Linked DNA regions of Mus musculus: region 1 is linked to region 2. The links are chromatin loops, found by intact Hi-C in ENCODE. Cell type or tissue: heart. All regions are shown on one strand. Each heading gives the region's core, and the rest is flanking DNA. Links, peaks and the distances in the headings are about the cores only.

Region 1 (11,923 bases), core at 3,726-11,725, 120 kb after region 2:
TATATGTACATATATATATGTGTGTGTGTGTGTATGTGCATAAGTAAAATAAAACCATTTTTATTTTAATTAGAAGAAGCTGGAGAGATGTCTCACCAGTTAAGAGCACTCTCTGCTCTTCCTTAGCAACCAGGTCCAAGTCTTAGCACCCAAATGCGTCTCATAACCATCCCTAACTCCAGCCAAGAGGAATCTGACACCCTCTTCTGGCCTCTCCAGGCTACACACACAGAGTACACAAACATAGGTGGAGGCAAAACACCCACACACATAAAATTTTAAAAAGGATTTTTAAGAAGGAAAACGTATAAGGTTATACCACAACTGAGCATTAAACACATTCCTGTTACTAGAAAGTTGCCTGGAGCCTGTTTACAGCTAACATTTTTATTTCTCCCAGAGCCACAGGCAACAAATCTCTTTTCTACCTCTATAAATTTGTCTTTTCTGAACATTTCACATCTATTCTCTCACCTGGCTTTTCGTTTTTGCTTAGCATGCTGTTTAGACCAACCCTAGTCCAACAGGTATCAGTAGCTCACTCTTTTCCATTGTTGGGTAGTATTCCAACTGTATAGCTGAACCACATCCATTCACCATTTGATGGCCATTTGAATTATTCTCAACTCTGGCTATTACCAATAGTGTTGGTGTAGATGTTTAAACATTAGTCTCCATGTAGAGCTGTCATTTTTCTTAGGTAGAATCTAGGAGTGGAATTACTGGGTCCTATCTTTTTTTACTCCTATTTTTCTCTTTGAAATAGATTTTTTTTTTTACAATATATTCTGCTATGGTTTCCCCTCTCCCAACTCTTCCAAAATCACCACCACCACCCCTCCCATCTGAATCCACACTTTCCCTGTTTTTAGTTAGCAAACAACAGGCATCTAAAGAATAACAATGCAATACAACAAAAATGAGCAACCCAGAATAGGACAGACATGCTCATACACACAGAAATCATAAAAACACAAACTGGAAGCCATGATATATACACAAAGAACCTGTAATGAGGGAGGGACACAGAGAAGTCTTGACAAAATATTATGAGGCAAAAAACTTCCAAAGATGCTTTGAGCACTTGTTTTTGGTTGACCATCTACTGCTGGGCATGGGGTCTGCCCTTAAGAGTGGTTTGTTTCAGAGCTGAAGAGATGGCTCAGTGGTTAAGAGCACTGGCTGTGTGCTTCCAGAGGACCTGAGTTCAATTCTCAGCACCTGCATGGCATATCACACCTGTCTGTAACTCCAATTCCAGGGTTTCTGACATGCTTCCACAGACATGCAGGCAAGCAAACGAACATAAAAATGGAAATAACTTTTTTTAAAAAAAAGAGTGGTTTGTTTACTCAGTGAGACTCACTAGGAGAAAACTAATTTTTCATTTGTGAGTAGTAATCAATGGTAGGTAGAGTCTGGGTTAGGAATGGGGGGGGGGTGTCCACTTCTCTCCTGTCCCAGTGCTGGGACTCCATCTGGCACAGACCCATGCCAGCCTGTGCATGCTGTCACAGTCTCTGTGAATGCATATGTGTGTGGGGTCCTGTTGTATTTAGAGGGCCGTGTTTCCTTGGTAACCTCCATCCTCTCTGACTCTTGCAATCTTTCCATCTACTCTTCTACCGGGTTCCCTGAGCCCTGAGGGGAGACTGCTGGAGATATCCCTATTAAGACAGAGTGTTAGAGGTCTCTCACTCTCTGCACATGGTGTAGCTCTGGGTCTCATCTACTGAAGGAGGAAGCATCTAATGATGGCTTTGCAAGGTACTGGTCTGATTCCTCGGCCATCGTGGCCAGCCTGTTTCCAGGGAGTGCCTCCTGGCTTTTGGCAGCTAGGACAAAAGGCTGAGTGGTGGAGGAAGGCTGTAGAAGATCTGTGGTCCTCTGGGAGTGGGAGAGACTATGGAAAGCTGCAGCAGGTGACCTGCCACACATCTGGGGCTAAGACTCGTGTCCTATCTCTTTTTTTTTAACTTTCAAAAAATTTTATGCATATGGATGTTTTCCCTGCATGTATGTCTCTGTGCTATGTGCATGCCTGGTGCCCATGTGGGTCAGAAGAGGGTGTTGGATTTCCTGGAACTGTGCAGTCCCATGCAGGCCACCATTTGGTGCTGGGAATAGAACGTGTATCATCCGAAAGAGCAGCCAGTGCTCTAACTGCTGTGCCGTCTCTCCAGCCCCCAGGGTTATATCTAAGGTATAAGCTTAACTTTTTTTTTTTAACTGTCAGACTATTTTCTAGAGACTCTCCACCCTTTTATACATCACAGCTGAGGTTCTTTGTCCTAAGGGATGCTCTTATCTGCAGCTGCTAAATTCCGAAAATGTAGCCTCTTGCTGACAACAGCCAGTCACTCATTCGACCTATCGCTTTCTCAACAAACATCAGTATGATACCACGACCTAGTGGGATTCACTCCTGCTGCAAGGAGTCCTGAATGCTTTGAGACGGAGACACAACAGTCTGATCACATCAACACCTCCATTCTGGGTTCTGTTGGATGAATTAGAATGACTTGGTGGGCAGGAGTCGATTCTATTGATACTGACAGGCTTGCCAATGGATTCCTCCAACTCCAGGGCCCAGTGAATCATGTGATTGCTCTCCCCAAATCCTACAAGGGACTGACAACCAGCCTTGGAATTTCAGACACAACAGAGGTGCCAGGAGATAGTGGTACTCAACAAGTACTGAAAGAACCAGTGGTACCCATCAAGTACTGAAGGTACCAAAGAGTCTGACTGGGAAGAAAAGTGAGAAATGGGCTCCTTTTTATTCCTATTTTTTTCTTTGGAGTAGTTTTTTTTTTTTCTTTTTTTTTTCCTTTCTGAAATTGATTCTTTTTCCTGTTTTATTCAACACTTTAAAAAATACTCAGTGTGTACACGTATGTTTAATGTATAATATGTGAGCACATGCACATCGCAGAGCATAGGAGAGAAGTTCAGGGGGTAATTTGTAGACATCAGTTCTCTCCTCCTATCATGTGACTCTCAGGCATCAAATTCAGGCTCTCGGGCTTGGAGGCAAGCGCCTTTAACCTACTGAGCCACCTTGCTGCTCCCTGAGATTGGTTTCCAATCACGTGTGAGATGCACTGAAGACTAGGAGCAGATGAGGAGTGTGGAAATGTGCGATATAGATAGCAGTGAGAGGAGAGAGGCAGAGGGAGGGAAAGGGAAGTCTGCCTCTGTTACTTCCGGACCCTGGGTTGGTGAGAGTTTTGTTGTGATGTTCTGAGGGGTTTTTTGTTTTGTTTTTTTGTTTGGTTTGTGTGGTTTGGTTTGGTTTTTCTTTGAGGCAGGGTTTCTCTGTGTATCCCTGGCTGTCCTGGAACTCACTGTAGACCAGGCTGGCCTCGAACTCAGAAATCCGCCTGCCTCTGCCTCCCAAGTGCTGGGATTAAAGACATGCGTCACCACGCCCAGAGTGATGTTGTTTTTGTTAGATTGTTTTGTTTGGTTTTGTCTTTTGAGTCAGAGCCTCATTAGACATCCAGGCTGGATGGAAACTACTGATCTTCTACCTCAGTCTCCTAAGCTCGTACATAGCTAAGTTTCCTGTGTCAGTTGTTGTTGTTGTTGTTGTTGTTGTTGTTGTTGTTTTCTACAAGACTGTTAGTTTTTTCATGCATTACACAAACATACATGCTGGAGCCAGAAAGGGATCAGGAGTTAGTGAGGGAAAGACAATAATTATCGAGTAAGTGGCTAACAGTTTGTCAGTTGGCCTTTCTTCGCTGATTTTCATGTACGAGGCTTTCAGACAGCAATGCAATGTCCTTCGGTTATAAAACTGCGCATTTGTGCGCCATCTCATTAAATGTGTTTGTATGCCCATCAAATTTTAAGCTCTTACATTATTCATGTCTTTAAAACTAGAAACAAAACCCTGGGGGAAGCTCTGCACACAGCTTGGAGCTTTGCCCCCTGCATTTCTGCTTCCAGACTGCCAAGTCCCCCTTACTAGCTGAGAGATCCCAATGTCTCTCGCCTCCTTCTCCCCTCCCCCCCCCCCCCCCCGCAAGACAGTCTCGTTGCTATGGAGATAGACTTTGCTGCGCCAAGACTTGCAAGGTGCTAGAAACTGGCTGGCCAACCTCTGCAACAGGCTGTGGGCGGAAAGGAGGAGCCAGAGAAAGAGTGTTCTGGGCAGAGAGGCCCCGGACCCGGTAGAGGCCCCCTGCTCTGCTGGCTCCGCCCCTATCACCCCCACCCACCCAGGGTATAGAAATACTGCTGCAGTCCGGGCCACCGCCCACTGCACTGCGACCCAGCAGGGACTTCGCCTCTTAGTCTCAGCAGCTTATCTGCCCGTGCTCTGCGCCCATGGCTAAAGGTCCCTTTTCGCGCAAGCCCTGGGGTCCAGAGCAGATGTATTTCGATTCTGACCCTGAGTACGAGGGCCTGTTCGATAAGCCTCCCCTGGAGGAGGGCCACACTGCGCGTGCACCTAAGTCTGCATCCTCGGCTGGCAGGAAATCTGGTCGGCGTTTGAGTGGGAGGGCTCCGGGGACCCGCGCTGGGCTGTCCCGAAAGGCCGCCGTGCGTCCAGAGCCCAAGGAAGAAGAGCCTCCAGTGGAAGAGGGCTGCTACCTTGACCACTTCCCGCACCTCTCCATCTTCATCTACGCGGCCATCGCCTTCTCCATCACCTCCTGCATCTTCACCTATATCCATTTGCAGCTTGCCTAAGTGGCCAGGGCCCCGACGGGGTGGGCGCAGAGTCGAGGGGAGGGGAGGGGAGAGGAATGAGAAGCGTAGCCTTTTGTTTCGGAAACGCGCTGCACCCCCTTCATCTAGCATTCGATGCTTCTTTTCTTTGTTGTCGCTTTGTCTAACTGTTCATCAGACGGTCCAGAGTCGCTGCAGGCAATGAAATAGCTGTGCTGCTTGCACCCGTACATTGAGTGCAATTAGTATAATCCTGGATTGAATTGAACCCAGTTTGTAATTAGGATGTCTCTGTATCCTACCACTTTGTGACGTGAGGGCCTAGCATTTTGGTGTTTGTAGAGCAGAGTCCAGCCTTCTGTTGTTTAAAGGATGAACCAGACCCGAGTCTGCGGCCTCCCTGAGAAGGTACCGCAAGGAGAATCAGCACCCTGGCTCGGAGTGCTGGAGCCTCATGATGCTGCGTCACACCGGGATGAGCCAGTTGTGCCTAGTTCTTTTGGTTAGGACTCTGAGCACCAAGCTGGCGGACCTGGGAGAGCAGCGGATATGGCTGGCTGCTGGAGGAGGTGAGTGGCGTTTTGTCAAGATGATTCTGACCCACCAGGAGTTGGGGCTGACGCGGGCTGTGTATTTTTGCCATTTCAGGTTTTGTGGTTACCAGAACTGACCACCAGAGAGTCAACGCTCAAGATGGGTTTTTGGACTGTGTGGAAAAGTAGACCACAAGTCTTCAGAGATGGAGGCCTAGATAGAATTCGTGTGTTCCATGAGATGAGACTGAGGGCTTTCCTTTGCTGCGGCCCATAGGAGGACTGTGCTAGAGAATTCTATGGTGACTTCATTTCAGCCTGGAGGCCTTCTAAAGCTGTGATACCAAGATGAAGAGGCTGGGACTAAGGACTGTCAGTAACAGAGTTCCTGCTGAAATCTGTCATCTCAGACTCAAAAAAGTGAATACCAGAACTCGCGTTTGCAGGTTATTCACCTACCCACTGTTTGTTTATTCATGTCAGCTGTTCAAATGCAAAACTTTTTGACACTGCTATACTCTGTGGAAATGTCTATAATTGCAGCATGTCTGATGGAATAAATCATATTCTCAGTGTCCTCTGTATTCGTTTGTCCACCAGCTTCCAGCTGTATGATGGCCCTTGACAGATTTCCTGTTCTGCTCTAGCTTTCACTCCCTTCTCTTTAAAACCTGCCCACTCTCCCTGGAAAGCTGACTTGGTTACACGGCATTTCTAGGTACAGAATCTCTCCACACCAAATAGCTATACGGGCCCCTCTGTGGCATCTGCCACTATGTCCAGATTCCTAGTTCCACAGTCCCCTAACAGCAGTCTGACTTCGCCACATGGTGCCATTCCCCATTGCTCAGTGTAAGAATCCCACTCAATCCCTATCAAGAGGCTTCTGGCTCAGCTAAGCTCTGGATTGACCCAGCTTGAGTTTTTTATCAATTGTTTTCCAATAGAAGGGCCTCCCTTCACTGTTCTGGTCTTCCCTGATTCCGTACCACCATGTCATTTGGTATTTTTGCTTCTTTGCACTTTAAGTGCCACAAGTCTGACACCCACTGGTCCCTGACGACAGCCTGTTTACAGTAATTCCCTCTAACCATCATCAACGGCACTGTTCCCCCAAATCACATCTCCAAGGTACCAAAAGAGTAATGTCAGTTTCCGGTTGTACCCGTGGATACTGGATCTAGTGCTGACGTTTAGCATTGCTCCCCACTGGATGGATCCCTGTTTATGGGCTAATGCTTTCCAAGCACACAGTCCCCATTGTCTCTCACTTACAGTCTGAGGTGTGACTGTATCATCTGATCCCGGCAGTAATTCCTTCCTCTAGTCCCCAAACCAAATTACCCACTTCTCAACATTTGTTATTTATTCTATGTTACTATAAGACTTTCCGGATATCTAAGTTCCATTTCCTACCCTAAATTCAAGCATCTAATTCCACCAACTACACCACGGTTAGCCCTATTACCTCTAAAATCTTAACATTGGCTTCAATGTCCTGAATGGAGATGGCTCAGCCAGTTAGAATGAATGCTTGTTGCATGGGAAGAGTCGATTAGGGAGCTCATCCCTGGGAACACTGGACACTCATATTCTCTCGGCATCCCTTAGTTCCCTGTGACTGTCTATGGGTGGGGCCAATGAGGTCACCCCACCCCCACCCCTCTGCAGCTTCAGGTTAGCATGTGCATTGTTGCTGTCCATGTTCAGATCTTGTTTAGGCAGCCATATTGTTGAGGTATCTCGGGTGAAGCTTATACATACAAACAACACTAAACAGACTCAACAGGCTGTCTTTGTGTGTGTGTGTGTGTGTGTGTGTGTGTGTGTGTGTGTGTAAAACAGTAACAATTTAACAAAAGGATCATGAATTTTAAAAGAGGGACATGGTAAAGAGAGGGAGGAAAGGGAAATTATGACTATATTTTAACTTTAAAAGCTGGATGTGCAAGTCAGAGAGAGAAAGTAGCACCTTTCAGTGGTCTCTGCTTCAGTTTCCGATTCCTGGCTTGAGACTGCCCTGACTTCCCTCAGTAATGGATGTTACCTTAAAATATAAGAGAAAATAACACCCACCCATCCGCCCCACCTCCCACCCCAAACCAAACCAACCAATCAGGTAACAAAAGAATGCTTACAGCTCTTCCAGAGGACCGGAGCAAGGTTCCTAGTACCTAGGCTGGTCACCCATTAACCCCAGCTCCAAGGGCTCTGATGCCCGCTCCTGGCCTTCACAAGCACTAGCAGACATATGGCATACACAAAGACAAAAAAAACTTAAATTCTCAAGTACCCAGCCCCAGTTGGGGCGTAGTTCAATATTATGAACCCTAGGTTCCAAACCCAGTACAGCAAAAACAAATAACCTATATTGTTCCTAATTTCAGAATGCATTGCTATCCCACAAATATTGTCTCCCCACTGTTGTACTCCAGCCTTTAGCATCCACCTACCATACATCAAGGCCACCCATACCCAAGATTCAATTACTTTTCTTCCCATACAGCTGCTTATTCCTCTGTGACCAGGCTGGCCTTGAACTCTGAGACCCTCCTGCCTCTGTCTCCCAAGTGCTGGGTGGCCTGTATCTTCTAACCTCTGTTCTCCCATCATCCACTTGTTGCCTCAGCATCATCATACGTCTGGCCCACCTTCCTGTTAGGTTTTCCCACGGTGACCATGCATCTCTCCACTATTTTGTAGGTGACTCCTTTCCTATACTGATTCTCAACAATATACTAATTTTGAGGTTGCCTTGTCCAAATTCTCAGGCCTTTTCCTGCCTAATAATAGCCTTATCAGGGTTTCACCATAAAAAAAATTACCTGTGAGCTGGGGAAAGGACACTCACAGTTCTTAGAGGACAGGGTTTGGGCTTCCCTGACTCCAGTTCTAAAGATCCAACGCCCTCTTCTGGCCTCTGCCAGGACACCATGCACATAGAAACAAAACATGCATACCCATAAAATAAAAATCAAACATACCCATCCTTTTGTTTTATGTTGCACAAATTCCAGGAATACAGGAGTATAGTTTAGTGGTATATCTTAGTGTGAACACTATAGCTAGGTTCAGCCCCTCATAACAAAAACATGCATTTTAAAAATTCTATATCCTTATTGACCTAGCTGGGATCACATATTTACTTTTGGCCAAAAGGGACAAAACAGACATGAAAATAACTTCTCAAATAAAAACTGAAGTGTTATGGATGTTGTGGGCAGGTAAAATATCAGGTATCTACTTCCAGTAGATCAAAATTGACCCAGTGCCAATTGTTTGGGGCAAGTGTCCTGTTCTAAGTTTCAGTGATGGGCAGAAGTCATCACACATGACGCCATTTCCGATTATGAAACATTATGCTTGAAAGAGAAAACAGAACTTTGCTATCTGGGACAAGAGGTCTCAGATTTTACTTTCCTAAGAGGTATCCTACAGCCTTATCAGTTATCTTACTCTGATCTCACTAGGCCCACAGCTGCTATTAAAAAAAAAAAAAAAAAAAAAAAAACCTCAGGGACCTAGAACACCAAAAATGTAGTCACAGCTGTGGAAAACCAGAAATCTACAATGTGTCCACAGAGCCACTACTGGGTGCTCTAAAAATCTGTGCCCTGCCTCTTCCACCTTGTGGCTGCATTACTCCAAACTGTCTAGGTCACAAAACAACATGTCTTTCATCTCAAACCTTTCATTTGCAGGTATATTTATCATCACTGGATTAGGGCCCACCAAGATAGTTCAAAATGATCTCTTCATACTTAATTATATTTACAAAGATGCTCTTTAAGACAACACTTAAGTCCCGGAAATTAGAATACAAATGTATCTTTGAGTGATCCTCATTCAACTACATTATTTTTCCAATGTGCTAAATTGAAATAAATGTGATAATTTTTATCTAAGTAAAAAGCCACAGTAAGCCAGGTGTAGTAAACCTAGCATTGTGGAGGGAGAGGCCAATACGATCACGTGAAACCTTGCCTCAACAAAACAAAACAGAAACCAACCAAACAACAACAAAAGCCAGAGGGCACTGGCTTCTTTCCAAGGTCTCTTGAACTCCAGGGCTGCTAACTGCTTACCACCACCAGGCTCTTGCTCTTGCAAAGGATCTGTTCTGGGAATAAAACAGTTCTTCTGTACCAAAGCAGAGATGTCTTTTTGCTACTTCCTTATCCCAATCAATTAGCAAGTTCCCCGTGCAAGCTGTTACTAATAAAAGTGCAGTACTGGCTGGGCCATGATGGATGACTGTGGTTGGGCATCTCCCTTCACTGCTGGGGTGTCAGAACTACACCAGTGTGAAACACAGGGCACTCGGCTACATTCCATTCTCCCTCTTGGGATACCAGAATCTTCCTGTTGTGCCCTTAAGGAGAGATGGGCCCCTGTCCACGTTTCTCTGATTACAAAATGGCAGGGGCTGGAACAGAAGCTGTGGTTCTCAAACTCCTGGGCACCCAGAAGATGCTGGGAATCACAAGGAGGAAGTGGGCCTGAAATGAGCCCAGGGCCTTAGCTCAGGGTGCCAGGAGGGAGGGAGGGGCCTTCTGCAGGAAATTTAGGCACTGCTCGGTATGAGGAAGGCTTCCCTCACAGTGGTCCTTAGGAAGGAAATAGTCCTTGCTTTTCCAAACTATTATTCATGGTGAAAAAGGATGCATGACTTACTCAGGATGGACCAGAGATTAAATACCTTTTGCAGGAAGGAATGGCCAGGAAGGGAAGCTTATTGGCTAAGCTCTCCGGGGCCCATTTAGACACCTCATTAGTTCTCATTAGAGAACTCCAGGTGTCTATGCTACACAACCAGTTGTCACAGTCCTATTAGTGGGGTGTCGTGGTCATGTACAGTACCAGGTCGGGAGCAGATTCGAATGCCTACCATTCTCAGTTACTGCTGGGGTTATTTAATATGCTTGACTTACCAGTGTTTCTTCTGGTGACACAGTTCCATTTGCCCCAGAGATGACTTGTCGAGTGTTTAATCCTCTCACATTGTCTTCAGTCAGTCAAAAGGACTGAGTTCACAAAGGGCTCATGACCAAAGTAGAAGTATCTTTAGCTATGGCATCATTCTTTAAGCATTCCCCCACAAAAGCTAGTGTTGAATTAAATCTCTTCCTATATATTAAGCAATAATACATAAATACTGAAGTATTTATTTATTACAGGTATAGAGATTATTTATTGTATGTATAGAATCCAAAGTTACATGCCTTCCTGCTGTCTCAGGTGTTACAGGGTGAGATCATGCCAGAGCAGAAGGACCTGAGTCCATCCTTTATTGGGAATCTATTCCCTAAGGAACACTCCTGTTCCCACAGTACTGACATTAATCAAAGTATAAACCTCTACAGTGTACCACTAAGAAGTCAAGAGTTTTAACATATGAATTTTATGGGATACATTCAAACCCCTTATACCGACCCTTTTAGTAATTTTCCATCCAATGATACTTGCTTTGTCCCAACAAGTCCCATTCTGTCCCTTAGTTGCACATTCCCAAACATCTTTTTACTTCTTATATTCAGAATCTAATCTCTCAATGCAAAATCCTTCTGCAATGGTCCCAGTATCTAACTTAAGGGTCCTGAATAAAGTCTGCTTTACCAATCTAACAAGTGCCATCAATCACATTTGGGTTTTTTGTTTTCTGAGATGGGGTCTCTTTAGTCCTGGCTGCCCTGAACTCTTTATGTAAACCAGGCTAAATTCACAAGAGGTCCACCTGCCTCTGCCTCCTGAGTACTGGGATCAACGGCATGAAATCCAGCTAGGAGTTAGTTTTTAATAGCACATACTCACACATACACAGAGGTTTTGCTTGTCTCTTAAGAGAGACTGTGTGTGTACACACAATGTGGGGGATGAGAGTGTACATGCCACAGTGTACCTTAAGACAACTTTGTGGAGTCAATTCTTTCCATCTTTAAGTAGGTTTTGGGGATCCTACTCAGGTCACCAGGCTTGTATTACAAGTATTTTACCTGCCGACCCATCTCATCAGACTTACAAAAAGTAGACTGGAATGTGACAGGCGTATCCCATTTCCTAAATTGGCCATATCTGTTCCAGCTGTGTGAATTCCATATGTTCTACCTTATGGGTTTTCTGCTATTTTCTTTGCCTAGAGTGATCTCTTAGGTGAGAGGCTAACACCTTCTAAGCTTGACTTGAATCTTACATTATCAATGGGACATGCCCCTTTAATATATTGCACTATATGTCATCCCATACCCTGATCCCCTCTACTGTGCCCTGCTGCCCTTTGATTTCCTTCTCCTCCTTCCCACTCCTCTTTCTGCTTCTCTCCATGTTAAATCCTAAGTATGTTGAGCATACTCTACCACTGAGCTATGTCCTCAGCCCGGCTCTATTAGTCCCTGATGTACCTCATGGTTATACTCAATGAATACAGACCTGCTTTATACAGCAAAAATGAGCAGAAACATCCAGTTCCATGAGGATTCTATTCCCTCCTGAAATCATACTAAACATACCTAACAGCAAAATGAGTGCAATCCCAAAAGAACTGGAGGCTTTACCAGATGTGAGCCAAGTTTGAGAGAGAAAAGCAAATGGACACAAGCTCTGCTTCTGAGGTCTCCACTGCAGCCTGCGATTTAGAAGGTCTGCTGATTTGCTTTGTGTAACCCAGGACAGGAGGGGAGCGTGGCCCCAAAAGACCTAAACATAAGAGTAAA
Region 2 (12,697 bases), core at 2,225-10,224:
CTGTACATAATACCATTAACTAGCATAGTGACCCTGGAGTCACTTCTGCTGCGCGCACAATAGGTGGCACGACGAACCAAGATTTACATCAATTCTGGGTACACAGAACCAAAGGATGCTTGGTAAGAGAGCGGGTGATGCCAGTTTAACACAGGAGTTCCTATCAGATTTAGGATTGGAAAAATCCTTTCCCAATCTGCTGGTGGCATTTTTGTCTTATTGACAGTATCTTTTACCTTATAGAAGCTTTGCAATTTTATGAGGTCCCATTTGTCAATTCTTGATCTTACAGCAGAAGCCATTGCTGTTCTGCTCAGGAATTTTTCCCCTGTCCCCATATCTTTGAGGCTTTTCCCCACTTTCTCCTCCATAAAATTCAGTGTCTCTGGTTTTGTGTGGAGGTAAGAGCTCAAGAAGCTGGACTCCAGAAAATCAAATAACCCCATTAAAAAATGGGGTACTGAGCTAAACAAAGAATTCTTAACTGAGGAATACCGAAGGGCTGAGAAGGACTTGAAAAAAGTGTTCAATATCCTTAATCATCAGGGAAATGCAAATCAAGCCAACCCAGAGATTCCACCTCAAAACAGTCAGAATGGCTAAGATCAAAAATTCAGGTGACAGCAGATGCTGGCAAGGATGTGGAAAAAGAGGAACACTCCTCCATTGCTGGTGGGATTGCAAGCTGGTACTGATTTCCACTCTGGAAATCAGTCTGGTGGTTCCTCAGAAAATTGGACATAATACTACCGGAAGATCCAGCAGTTCCTCTCCTGGGCATATACCCAGAAGATGTTACAACTGGTAATAAGGACACATGCTCCACTACATTCATAGCAGCCTTGTTTATAATAGCCAGAAGCTGGAAAGAACCCAGATGTCCCTCAACGGAGGAATGGATGCAGAAAATGTGGTACATTTACACAATGGAGTACTACTCAGCTATTAAAAAGAATGAATTTATGAAATTCCTAGGCAAATGGATGTATCTGGAAGATATCATCCTGAGTAAGGTAACCCAATCACAAAAGAAGTCACTTGATATGCACTCACTGATAAGTGGATATTAGCCCAGAAACTTAGAATACCCAAGATACAATTTGCAAAACACAAGAAAATCAAGAAGAAGGAAGACCAACGTGTGGACACTTTATTCCTCCTTAGAATAGGGAACAAAATACCCATGGAAGGAGTTACAGAGACAAAGTTTGGAGCTGAGATGAAAGGATGGACCATCCAGAGACTGCCCCACCCGGGGATCCTTCCCATAATCAACCACCAAACACAGACACTATTACACATGCCAGCAAGATTTTGCTGAAAGGACCCTGATAAAGCTGTCTCGTGTGAGGCTATGCCAGTGCCTGGCAAATACAGAAGTGGATGCTCACAGTCATCTATTGGATGGAACACAGGGCTCCCAATGGAGGAGCTAGAGAAAGTACCCAAGGAACTGAAGGGGTCTACAACCTGATAGGTGGAACAACAATATGAACTAACCAGTACCCCCAGAGCTCATGTCTCTAGCTGCATATGTAGCAGAAGATGGCCTAATCACCCGTCATTGGTAAGAGAGGCCCCTTGGTCTTACAAACTTTATATGTCCCAGTACAGGGGAACGCCAGAGCCAAGAAGTGGGAGTGGGTGAGGAGGGGAGCAGGGCGGGGGGGGAGGAGGGTATAGGGGACTTTTGGGATAGCATTTGAAATGTAAATGAAGAAACTAATAAAAAATTGGAAAAAAAAAAAAAGAAAGGAGTTCCTGTCACCTGACTGTGAACTTAGCCATCCTAACTGTCATGAAGTGGAATCTCAGGGTTGTTTTCATTTGAATTTCCCTGATCACTAAGTATGTTGAACATTTCTTTAGGTACTTCTCAGCCATTCAGTATTCCTCAGTTGAGAATTCTTGGTTTAGCTCTTTATCCCATTTTTAATAGAGTTATTTGGTTCTCTGAAGTCTAGCTTCTTGAGTTCTTTGTATATATTGGATATTATCCCTGTATCAGATGTAGGATTGGTCTTTTCCCAATCTGTTAGGTGTCCTTTTGTCTTATTGACAGTGTCCTTTGCTTTAAAGAATCTTTGCAATTTTATGAGGTACCATTGGTCAATTCTTCTTTTTAAAGCATAATCTTTTGGTGTTCTGTTCAGAAAATTTTCCCCTGTGACCATGTGCTGGAGGCTCCTCCCCACTTTCTTTTCTATTATTTTCAGTGTATCTGGTTTTATGTGGAGGTCCTTGATCCACATGGACTTGAGGTTTGTACAAGGAGATAAGAATGGATTGATCACCATGGACTAAGGCTAATCTTCAATGACAACATAAATAATAGAAAGCCAACATTCACATGGAAGCTGAACAACACTAACTCAATGATAACTTGGTCAAGGAAAAAAGAAGAAAGAAGTTAAAGACTTTTTAGAGTTTAATGAAAATGAAGGCACAACATACTCAAACTTATGGGACACAATGAAAGCATTCCTAAGAGGAAAGCTCATAGCTCTGAGTGTCACCAAAAAGAAACTAGAGAGACCACACACTAGCAGCTTGACAGCACACCTAAAAGCTCTAGAACAAAAGGAATCAAATTCATCCATGAGGAGTAGATGGCAGGAAATAATCAAACTCAGGGCTGAAATCAACCAAGTAGAAACAAAAAGAACTGTACAGAGAATCAACCAAAACAGGAGCTGGTTTTTTGAGAAAATCAACAAGATAGATAAACCGTTAGCCAGACCAACTAGAGGGCACAGAGACGGTATCCTAATTAACAAAATCAGAAATGAAAAGGGAGATAACAAGAAAACCTGATGAAATCCAAAGCATCATCAGATCCTAATACAAAAGGCTATACTCAACAAAACTGAAAAACCTGGATGAAATGGACAATTTTGTAGACAGATACAAGGTATGAAAGTTAAATCAGGTTCAGATTAACGATCTAAAGAACCCCATATGCCCTAAAGAAATAGAAGCAGACATTAAGAGCCTCCCAACCAAAAACAGCCCAGGACCATATAGATTTAGTGCAGAGTTCTATCAGACCTTCAAGGAAGACATAATTGCAATACTTCTCAAACTATTTCACAAAATAGAAACAGAAGTTACTCTACCCAATTCATTCTATGAAGCTACAATTACTCTGATACCTAAACCACACAAAGATCCAACAAAGAAAGAGAACTTCAGACCAATTTCCCTTATGAATATCAATGCAAAAATACTCAATAAAATCCGTGCAAACTGTATCCAAGAACACATCAAAATGATCATCAATCATGACCAAGTAGGCTTCATCCCAGGGATGCTGGGATGGTGCAATATATGGAAATCCTTTAATGTAATCCACTTTAGAAACAAACTCAATGACAAAAAACATTAAATGCTGAGAAAACATTTGACAAATTCCAACACCTGTTCGTGATAAAAGTCTTGGAAAGATCAAGAATTCAAGGCCCATACCTAAACATAATAAAAGCAATATACAGCAAACCAGTAGGCAACATCAAACTAAATGGAAAGAAACTTGAAACAATCCCACTAAAATCAGGGACTAGACACAGCTGCCCATGTTCACCCTATGTATTAAATATAGTACTTGAAGTCCTAGTCAGAGCAATTAGACAACAAAAGGAGATCAAAGGGATACAAATTGGAGAGGAAGAAGTCAAAATATCACTTTTTGCAGATGATATGATAATATATAAGTGACCCCAAAAATTCTATCAGAGAATTCCTAAACCTGATAATCGGCTTTAGTGCAGTAGCTGGATATGAAATTAACTCAAACAAACCAGCAGCCTTTCTCTACACAAAGGATAAACAGGCTGAGAAAGAAATTTGGAAAACAACACCCTTCACAATAGTCACAAATAATATAAAATACCTGGGTGTGACTCTAACTGAGGGAAAGATTTGTATGATAAGAACTTCAAGTCTCTGAAGAAAGAAACTGAAGAAGATCTCAGAAGATGGATTGGCAGGATTAATATAGTAAAAATAGCTATCTTGCCGAAAGTAATCTACAGAGTCAATGCAATCCCCATAAAAATCCCAACTCAATTCTTCACAGAGTTAGAAAGGACAATTTGCAAATTCATCTGGAATAACAAACACCCTAGAATAGCAAAAACTATTCTCAACAAAAAAAGAACCTCTGGCAGAATCACCATGCCTGACCTCAAGCTGTACCACAAAGCAATTGGGGAAAAAAAAAACAGCACAGTACTGGTACAGCAACAGACAGGTAGACCAATGGGATATAACCAGTAGCCCCAGAGCTCGTATCTCTAGCTGCATATGTAGCAGAAGTTGGCCTAGTTGGCCATCACTGGGAAGAGAGGCCCCTTGGTATTGCAAGCTTTATATGCCCCAGTACAGGGGAATGCCAAGGCCAAGAAGTGGGAGTGGGTGGGTAGGGGAGCAGGGCAGGGAGAGGGTATAGGGAACTTTCAGGATAGCATTTTAAATGTATATAAAGAAAATATCTAATAAAAAACCAAATTCCAGTCCTGTAAAAAAAAAAAAAAAAAAAAAAAAAAGACCCAGAAATGAACCCACACACCTATGGTCACTTGAACTTTGACAAGGGAGCTAAAACCATCCAGCGGAAAAATGACAACATTTTCAACAAATGTTGCTGGCACAACTGGTGGTTATCATGCAGAAGAATGGGAATTGATCCATTCTTATCTCCTTATACAAAGCTCAAGTCTAAGTGGATCAAGGAACTCCACATAAAACCAGAGACACTGAAACTTATAGAGGAGAAAGTGGGGAAAAGCCTCAAAGATATGGGCACAGGGGAAAAGTCCTGCACAGAACAGCAATGGCTTATGCTGTAAGATCAAGAATCGACAAATGGAAGTCGAGCATGGTGGCACATGCCTTTAATCCCAGCACTCGGGAGGCAGAGGCAGGTGGATTTCTGAGTTCAAGGCCAGCCTGGTCTACAAAGTGAGTTCCAGGACAGCCAGGGCTACAGAGAGAAACCCTGTCTCAAAAAACAAACAAAAAAAAAAAGAATTGACAAATGGAACCTCATAAAATTGCAAAGCTTCTGTAAGGCAAAGACACTGTCAATAAGACAAAAAGGCCACCAACAGATTGGGAAAAGATCTTTACCAATCCTAAATCAGATAGGGGACTAATATCCAATATATACAAAGAACTCAAGAAATTGGACTCCAGAAAATCAAATAATCCCATTAATAAATGGGGTACAGAGCTAAACAAAGAATTCTTAACTGAGGAATACCGAATGGCTGAGAAGCACCTGAAAAAATGTTCAACATCCTTAATCATCAGGGAAATGCAAATCAAAACAACCCTGAGATTCCACCTCACACCAGTTAGAATGGCTAAGATCAAAACTCAGGTGACAGCAGATGCTGGCAAGGATGTGGAGAAAGAGGAACACTCCTCCAGTGCTGGTGGGATTGCAAGCTGGTAAAAGCACTCTGGAAATCAGTCTGGCAGTTCCTCAGAAAACTGGACATTGTACTACTGGAGGATCCCGCAATACCTCTTCTGGGCATATACCCAGAAGATGTTCCAACTGGTAATAAGGACACATGTTCCTCTATGTTCATAGCAGCCTTATTTATAACCAGAAGCTGGAAAGAACCCAGAAGTCCCTCCACAGAGGAATGGATACAGAAAATGTGGTACATCTACACAATGGAGTACTACTCAGCTATTTAAAACAATGAATTTATGAAATTCTTAGGCAAATGGAGGGATCTGGAGGATATTATCCTGAGTGAGGTAACCCAATCACAAAAGAGCACACATGATATACATTCACTGATAAGTGGATATTAGTCCAGAAACTTAGAATATCCAAGATACAATTTGCAAAACACATGAAACTCAAGAAGAAGAAAGACCAAAGTGCGGATACTTCATTCCTTCTTAGAATGGGGAACAAAATACCCATGAAAGGAGTTACAGAGACAAAGTTTGGAGCAGAGCCTGAAGGCATGACCATCCAGAGACGTCCCCACTTGGGGATTCATCCCATAAACAACCACCAAACCCAGACACTAGGCAGATGCCAACAAGATTTTGTGACGCTCTGCCAGTGCTTTGCAAATACAGAAGTGAATGCTCACAGTCATCCACTGGACAGACCACAGGGTCCCCAATGTAGGAGATAGAGAAAGTACCCAAGGAGCAGAAGGAGTTTGCAGCCCTATAGGAAGAACAACAATATGAACTAACCAATACCCCTAGAGTTCCCTGGAACTAAACCACCATTCAAAGAAAGCACATGGATGAGACTCATGGCTCTAGCTGCATATGTAGCAGAGGGTGGCCTAGTGGATCATCAATGGGAGGAGAGGCCCTTGGTCTTGTGAAGGTTCTATGCCCAGTATAGGGGAATGCCAGGGCCAAGAAACAGGAGTGGGTGGGTTGGGGAGCAAGGGGAGGGTGGGGGTAGGGGATTTTCGGAGAGTTAACTAGGAAAGGGGATAACATTTGAAATGTAAATAAAGAAAATATCTTTAAAAAAAAAAAAAAGCAAGCTTGAGGACAGGTGCTCTGATCCCCAGAGTCTTCACAGGTGCCTGCTGGGCATGGTTACAGGCTTGTAATCCCACATTTCAGAAACACTAAACAGGAAATGTTCTGGGTTAGCTGCCTAGCTGGACTAGCCACACCCATAAGCTTTCAAGTCAGACACATGAGTCCACTTGCATATGAACATGCACACACACACCACACACCTACAGAAAAACAAGATGATGTTTGTGAGATTCAAAAACCGAATGTGACATTTAGGAGACTTCAGGAGTCAAATGTGTGTGTGTGTGTGTGTGTGTGTGTGTGTGTAACATACATACATACATACACAGTGTTTGTGGTCTAAGAGGAATTTACTGAAATGAGCAGACTGTGGCTGGGCAGGCTATAGGGAAGGCGAGGAAGCACAGAGATCAAGAGCCCAAAACTGGGGGGAACCAGAAGCTACTGCTGACCTGGGACCTGTTGGCAAACTTCAGGTCCCACACTAATGGAAGAGGGAACTGAGCTCAGACATGAGTCCTGTGGTCAGGCAAGCAGGGCTTTCTGCAAACCCGGAAGAAGCTCTCACCCTGACTCCTCCAGCCCAGGCATCTGCAGAGACTTAACAGGAAACAAGCTGAGTAATGTTCAACCTCCATTCCCAGTGTTCAGAGGAAGTACATCTGCCGTTCTCTGATGCCTGCCTTCCTGAAAATGGGCCAGAGTCTCTTTCACTTTTGGAGACCAGTTTCTTAGCTGAGGAGCCTTGTTCAAAGACACACACTCCAGTGGGCCCCATAGAGGAGCAGGGTGAGTAGTGGGACCCAGATTCCACCAAACCACTTAGACCTGGGAGGATAAGGGCTGGCCTCACTACACAAAAACAGACATGGGGATCTCGGCCTGAAAACCAGGGCCCAGGGCCCCAGCCTCTGCTTGGAGAGTCTGCAAGCCAGCTCTGATGGGTGATAGACTAGGTTACCTGTCTGGTTCAAGTGCCTGCTCCTGTTATAGCCTATCCTGCATCCTCCTCTCTACCCTGAATCTGCAGGAATAACTCTCCTGAATGATGAGGCATTGAGAGGGAGGACCAGGGAAGAGAGAGAGAGAGAGAGAGAGAGAGAGAGAGAGAGAGAGAGAGAGAGAGAGAGAGAGAGAGAATCTATGCTATTTACATGGGGTGGTGTGGGAGAGCCAACGTCCCCAGAGAACTAAGTTAGACAAAGTTAGTGAAGAAAACATAGTTGCCTTAGGACCATAACCACAGCACAGGGGTCAGAGTGGGTCCCCCTATATTATAATCTTGACTCCTCTGAGGCACAGGCTTCAGTGTCAGACCTGCCTTGCCAAGTCCACTCCTGGACAAGGACACTGAACTAATTTTCCTTTTATCTTTACATCAGGGCCTCTAAGAAATCTTGTGTCGGACTGTCCCCTGCATACAGGTGGCCCTTTGGCTTTCTCTGGGTAATGTGCCTTCAATCAAATTATTAGTTGACTCAGTCTTGTTCCTCCTTTGTGGTGCCCAGGGACAGAGGACTTCTAAAGATTCCTTCGAAGAGGCTAGCCTTAACTTAGACTGAGCCTTTACTCCGCTCTGTCCTGTATCTTCCCACCTTACCCTGGGTCACAGTAATGGCTGAAATAGTGATCTCCTTAGAGTGGAACTTTAGAAAAGGAAGATGAGGACATGGGATAGTGAGTGTCCTACATAATCCATCATGCATCCTCCATCCCTGTGTTCCTGCCCACACATCCTCCCATCCTTGGTACCCCAACACCCCCTTTTCCAGACCCCAACCTCATCCCTTGATTTGTATCCTCTAATCCTCCCAACCATCATGCTCTGACCCTGCAACCCTCCATCTTCTTACCTCTACATTTCCCTACTCTCATTGTCTACAAGTCTACCTTCATACACCTCCCTTTCCATCAATTTCTCTGCCTAGGCTGAGGCAGTCTTCCCTGCTGTGGTTCTCCAAAGTTAAAAGACCTAGATCTCCTGCATACTGCTACTATAGGGACTAGTGCCTTACTTTAGGAACAGTACTGCTGTGCACCAACAAACCCAGCAAACCCAAGGAAGAACAGCACCCAAAGATTTGATGAAGCACCAGACCAAAAAAAAAAAAAAATCTACTGAATATTGTCTCCTACAGGTGCACTTTGGGTTCCCTTTGACTCTGCTCCTTCCCTTGATCTCTCCATTTCTTCTTATCCTCATATGTCATTTTTGCCCCGTCCTTTAGAAGTTATACATAAGGTCCTCCTAGATCAAATCACTGACATCACTAGGTCTACATTAGGACAATGGCTGCCCTAGCTAGGGACCTACTAGGTTCCCTCTGCTCCATCTCATTGTACAGTTCACAGCCTCCTGTCTATACCTGTTTCAAAAGCTTCTCCAGAAGTAAATGGCAGCAATCACATGACTGATCCAGCAGAGCAGATCAAGTTCAAAATCTCTTTGCAGCACATGAAGTCCACCTGCAACATACACACCCCTAAACCACTAGGAACAGGATGGAACTCCACCTCCATCATCCCCCTCCCACAGGGACCAATCAGTAAGTGAACACACCACCCATTCCTTTCATCTGTTTTTGGGGTGAGATAAATAACCTTAATGACCTAAAAGAAGAAACTCAGACAGCTAAGAAACCCCAACTCAATATAAGGTTCAGCACACCTGCCTTCAGGAGAGCCAACACAACAGCTAGAACATCCACTGGCATCATTCAGCTATGAAATTTTAAAGAGCATGTCCACTGTTACATACTCCTGTCTCAGTGTTCTCTCTTCTGCCCTATGAAGCCCAAGCCCCTGCACCTGGGCACAAAGTACCCACTCCCCAGGAGGGACTTGTGTCTCAATTGTTCTGATCAAAGGTGATGTGACCCTGTAGAGGTTTGTCTGCTTTCTTTTATCAGCAGGTCTCCTCTATCACTTCTGATCAAACACCCATTCACAGAGCAGAACTACCTGGCAGAGACAAGAAGCCACTGGTCTCCTGCTTGCAACAACAGAAGAGCGTCTTGAAGCAATAAGAGCACAAACTGCTCAGAGAAGCAGTATTCAAGGGCTCTATCATCATGGAAGAATCTCAGTCCAAGCAGGAAAGTAGCACAAAAGTGGCTCAGCATGAAGGTCAAGAGGATGTGGACCCAACCTTCAAAACAAAGAAACTTATGGAGGTGGAGCTAATGAAGCACAGAGTGCAGCTAGAGAGGAACTTGAAGCTAAGTAAGTACACAAAGAGCCCCAATTGATCACTCTGTGGCCCCTTCATCACCACTGAGCCCTTCTGCCAAGGTTTCCATGGGCAGGCTATCATCCTGACAAAAGAGTTCACAGGCCCCAGCAGAGGCTGGAACAGGAAGGCTTTCAGAAGCCCCTAACTGAACTCTACAGAACACTCTGATCTACAAAAGTGCATGCTCAGGTCCCCATTTGATGCTCAAATGCCCCTGGAAGAAGCACCCTGAAGCTGTAGTGGGGTATTTGTAGTCAGGCATGCAGAAGTCTTTGAGAAGGTTGGCATAGGGTTCAAGCCAGCTCTTGAGAAGAACAATTAATGACACCATTGCTACATGCCCAGACTTTGGAGCTAGGCAGAGGCAAGGCTCCAGCCTTCCTAATTGTATCCATCTGGGAAATGAGAAGGCGAACAGCTGTCTCCTTAGGCTGTAGCAGTTGAGAGATAATCCATGTCAAATGTTAAACAGTCTGATATTCAATAAATGCTCAATAATTCTAAGTACAAGCCCATGCTATTTCTGCTGTTATGATAGTGTACAACCCTGTGGGACAGAAGCTCAGAGCCACACATGGGGGAGCTGAGGCTCAGAAAGGAATAGAGACTTACACAGAGGACCAGGGTAGATCCAGGAGTTGTGTGAACTTTGTAGTCCCAGAGGAGGGTTTCCCAGCAGCACCTGTGAATGCCTCATTGTCCCCCATGTGATCATCGAGAAGGGTATGAGGCCAAGCATGAAGGACCCCAGCAGTTCTCCCCACCTCCTACCCCTGCCTCTCTGACCAACACACAACCACTGTCTCCTTCTGATAGGACATTCTTTCTCGTTATTCAGACCCACAAAGGTAAGAAAGAGTGAGCAAATGAGAGAAAGAGAGAGGGGGGAGAGGGAGAGGGAGAGGGGGAGAGGGGGAGAGAGAGAGAGAGAGAGAGAGAGAGAGAGAGAGAGAGAGAGAGAAAGGCAAGGCCTTAACAGACAATCCCCTACCATATACAGCTCCTCAAAACTACTGAGCTCAGACCATGAGTCTTGGAGACATTTTCAGATCTGAAAGGAGAAATTAATTGAAATCTAACAAGTCTAGATGCAGAAGAAAAGGTTAATTAGCCTGTGTCTACCCTTATGTTTTGCCTGTGGGACTCTGCATCTTCTCCCATCAGCTTCAGGAGGAAGACTCTGATGGTGATGGAGCTAGGCACCAGTCTCTTGAGTACAGCAGCATATCGTTAGGAATCATTTCGTTGGCATTTCATTGTTGTTCAGTCATGTTTGGTTCTACCCTAGTTCTCTGGGTCTTTAAGCTTCCAGTTTCTGGCCCTGTAGGCATGGGCTCCCTCTTGGGGCTTGTGCCTCAAGTTAGACCAGTCAGTCATTGGCCACTCCCACAAGCACATCTTGCAGGAAGGACAGCTTGTGGGTCAAAGGTTTTGTGGGTGGGTTGGTTTCCCAGTCCCACAACTGGAAGCCTTGCCTGGTTACAGAAAATGAATACTGCATGCTCCATATCCACCAATACTAGGAAACAAATTGATTCCTCTGTCTTCCCCTCTCTGGCTTCATATCAGTCTGATGACTTTGCCATCAGATATGACTTATGTGCACAACTTGTAGTATTCGGTAACCTCTACTATCTGTATAGGAAGTTGCTTTTCTCTTTTGTGTGCTCATTTGTTCGTTCTTTATTTTTCTTCTTGTACCTATATGAGTTGGTCTTTCGTGATTTCTGTGATCTTATTGAAGATCTGGTCTGTACATTGACCTGAGAGTCCCATCCACCCATTCACTTTTGCCTGTAGCTATAAGATTAGTCATTTAGGGATGTCCTAACATTTCCTACATGTTCATCTGAGTTTTTTATCAATTTTTAAAATATTATTTACTTATGTGGTCTAAATCCTATACTTTATAGTCTATCCTCTACTTGATTCGTTCTGATTATAAGACTTTCTTTGAATTTTTTAGTTTTGTTGCTGTTTTTCAATTTGATCTTAATCCAGTCGAGTTTTTTCGTTATTCCTATCTCTTTTGAATTCAGTTTTCAAATCACAGGTTTAAATCATTGTTGTTTCGTTCAGTACTGTGTTCTTGTTTGCTTGCACATCACTTGGGCACCTACCATCTTTGAGTTCATTCTCATCAAGTTCATTTGAGCTCTTTGTCTCTGCCTTCTTTTAACTCCCTAACTCTCTGAGGACTATGATTGCCACTAAGCTCTGTAACTTGGTTCATTTTGGTAATTCTCACCATTTCTATGGACTGGTGGATTGGGAGGCAGCAAATGTTGTCTTGATTTTTCTTTTTGCTATTGCAATGAGACCTGGGCATATGGGTTTTGTTCTTTTGTTTTTGTTCTATGTCTGATATGGACATACCAAGTTGGGCTGACACACAGGATGTATTACCCAGCCTGAACCTGGGGTTAAAAAGAGTGAAGATGGAACCCTATAGGTGGAACAACAATATGAACTAACCAGTACCCCTACCCCCCGAGCTCGAGTCTCTAGCTGCATATGTATCAGAAGATGGCCTAGTCGGCCATCAGTGGAAAGAGAGGCCCATTGGTCGTGCAAACTTTATATGCCTCAGTACAGGGGAACACCAGGGCCAAGAACTGGGAGTGGGTGGGTGGGGAAGTGGGTGGGGGACTTTTGGGGGATAGCATTGGAAATGTAAATGAAATAAATACCTAATTTAAAAAAAGAGTGCAGATGGACCTCTCCAGTCTGGTTTGCAATTCTGCTTGTAGGACCTGGGGTGGATCTGGTGGTTGGAGAGGGTGAAATCTTGGCAGGGGCAGACAGAATCACCAGGCAGAGCCTGAGCACAGGGTGAGTCTGAAGGATAGATGTGATGCATACAGTCATGGGTTGACCAGAGTTGTCTGATGGCTGTGTCAGGGAGCACACAGAGAATGTGTAGTTTAAAATTTT

Evidence for each region. A loop is a pair of places that touch in the nucleus more often than their neighbours do. Peaks named below come from ENCODE experiments on the same cell type or tissue, not always from the same donor. Only the 100,000 strongest peaks of a DNase experiment are listed, where the experiment ranks them.
Region 1: a loop joins it to region 2, with 2.8 times the contacts of the local background. A loop is called at or near these places in 4 of 42 quality-filtered maps.

The regions. Positions count from the first base shown.
Region 1 is chr11:71,025,815-71,037,737 of GRCm38, reverse strand. Mis12 (MIS12 kinetochore complex component) reads right to left here. Exons shown (of 3, transcript NM_025993.3): 3 at 10,377-11,923. 6330403K07Rik (RIKEN cDNA 6330403K07 gene) reads left to right here and starts at 4,121. Exons shown (of 2, transcript NM_134022.2): 1 at 4,121-5,249; 2 at 5,329-5,797. The coding sequence starts at 4,336. The coding sequence ends at 4,701. In heart, for the core only: a CTCF peak has its summit at 8,136 (motif pointing left); no DNase peak of the experiment used is centred there; H3K4me3 peaks cover 1,850 bases; H3K27ac peaks cover 1,672 bases.
Region 2 is chr11:71,139,272-71,151,968 of GRCm38, reverse strand. Nlrp1a (NLR family, pyrin domain containing 1A) reads left to right here and starts at 7,265. Exons shown (of 14, transcript NM_001004142.2): 1 at 7,265-7,320; 2 at 9,441-9,753. The coding sequence starts at 9,603. In heart, for the core only: no CTCF peak of the experiment used is centred there; DNase peaks (open chromatin) are centred at 7,158 and 9,738.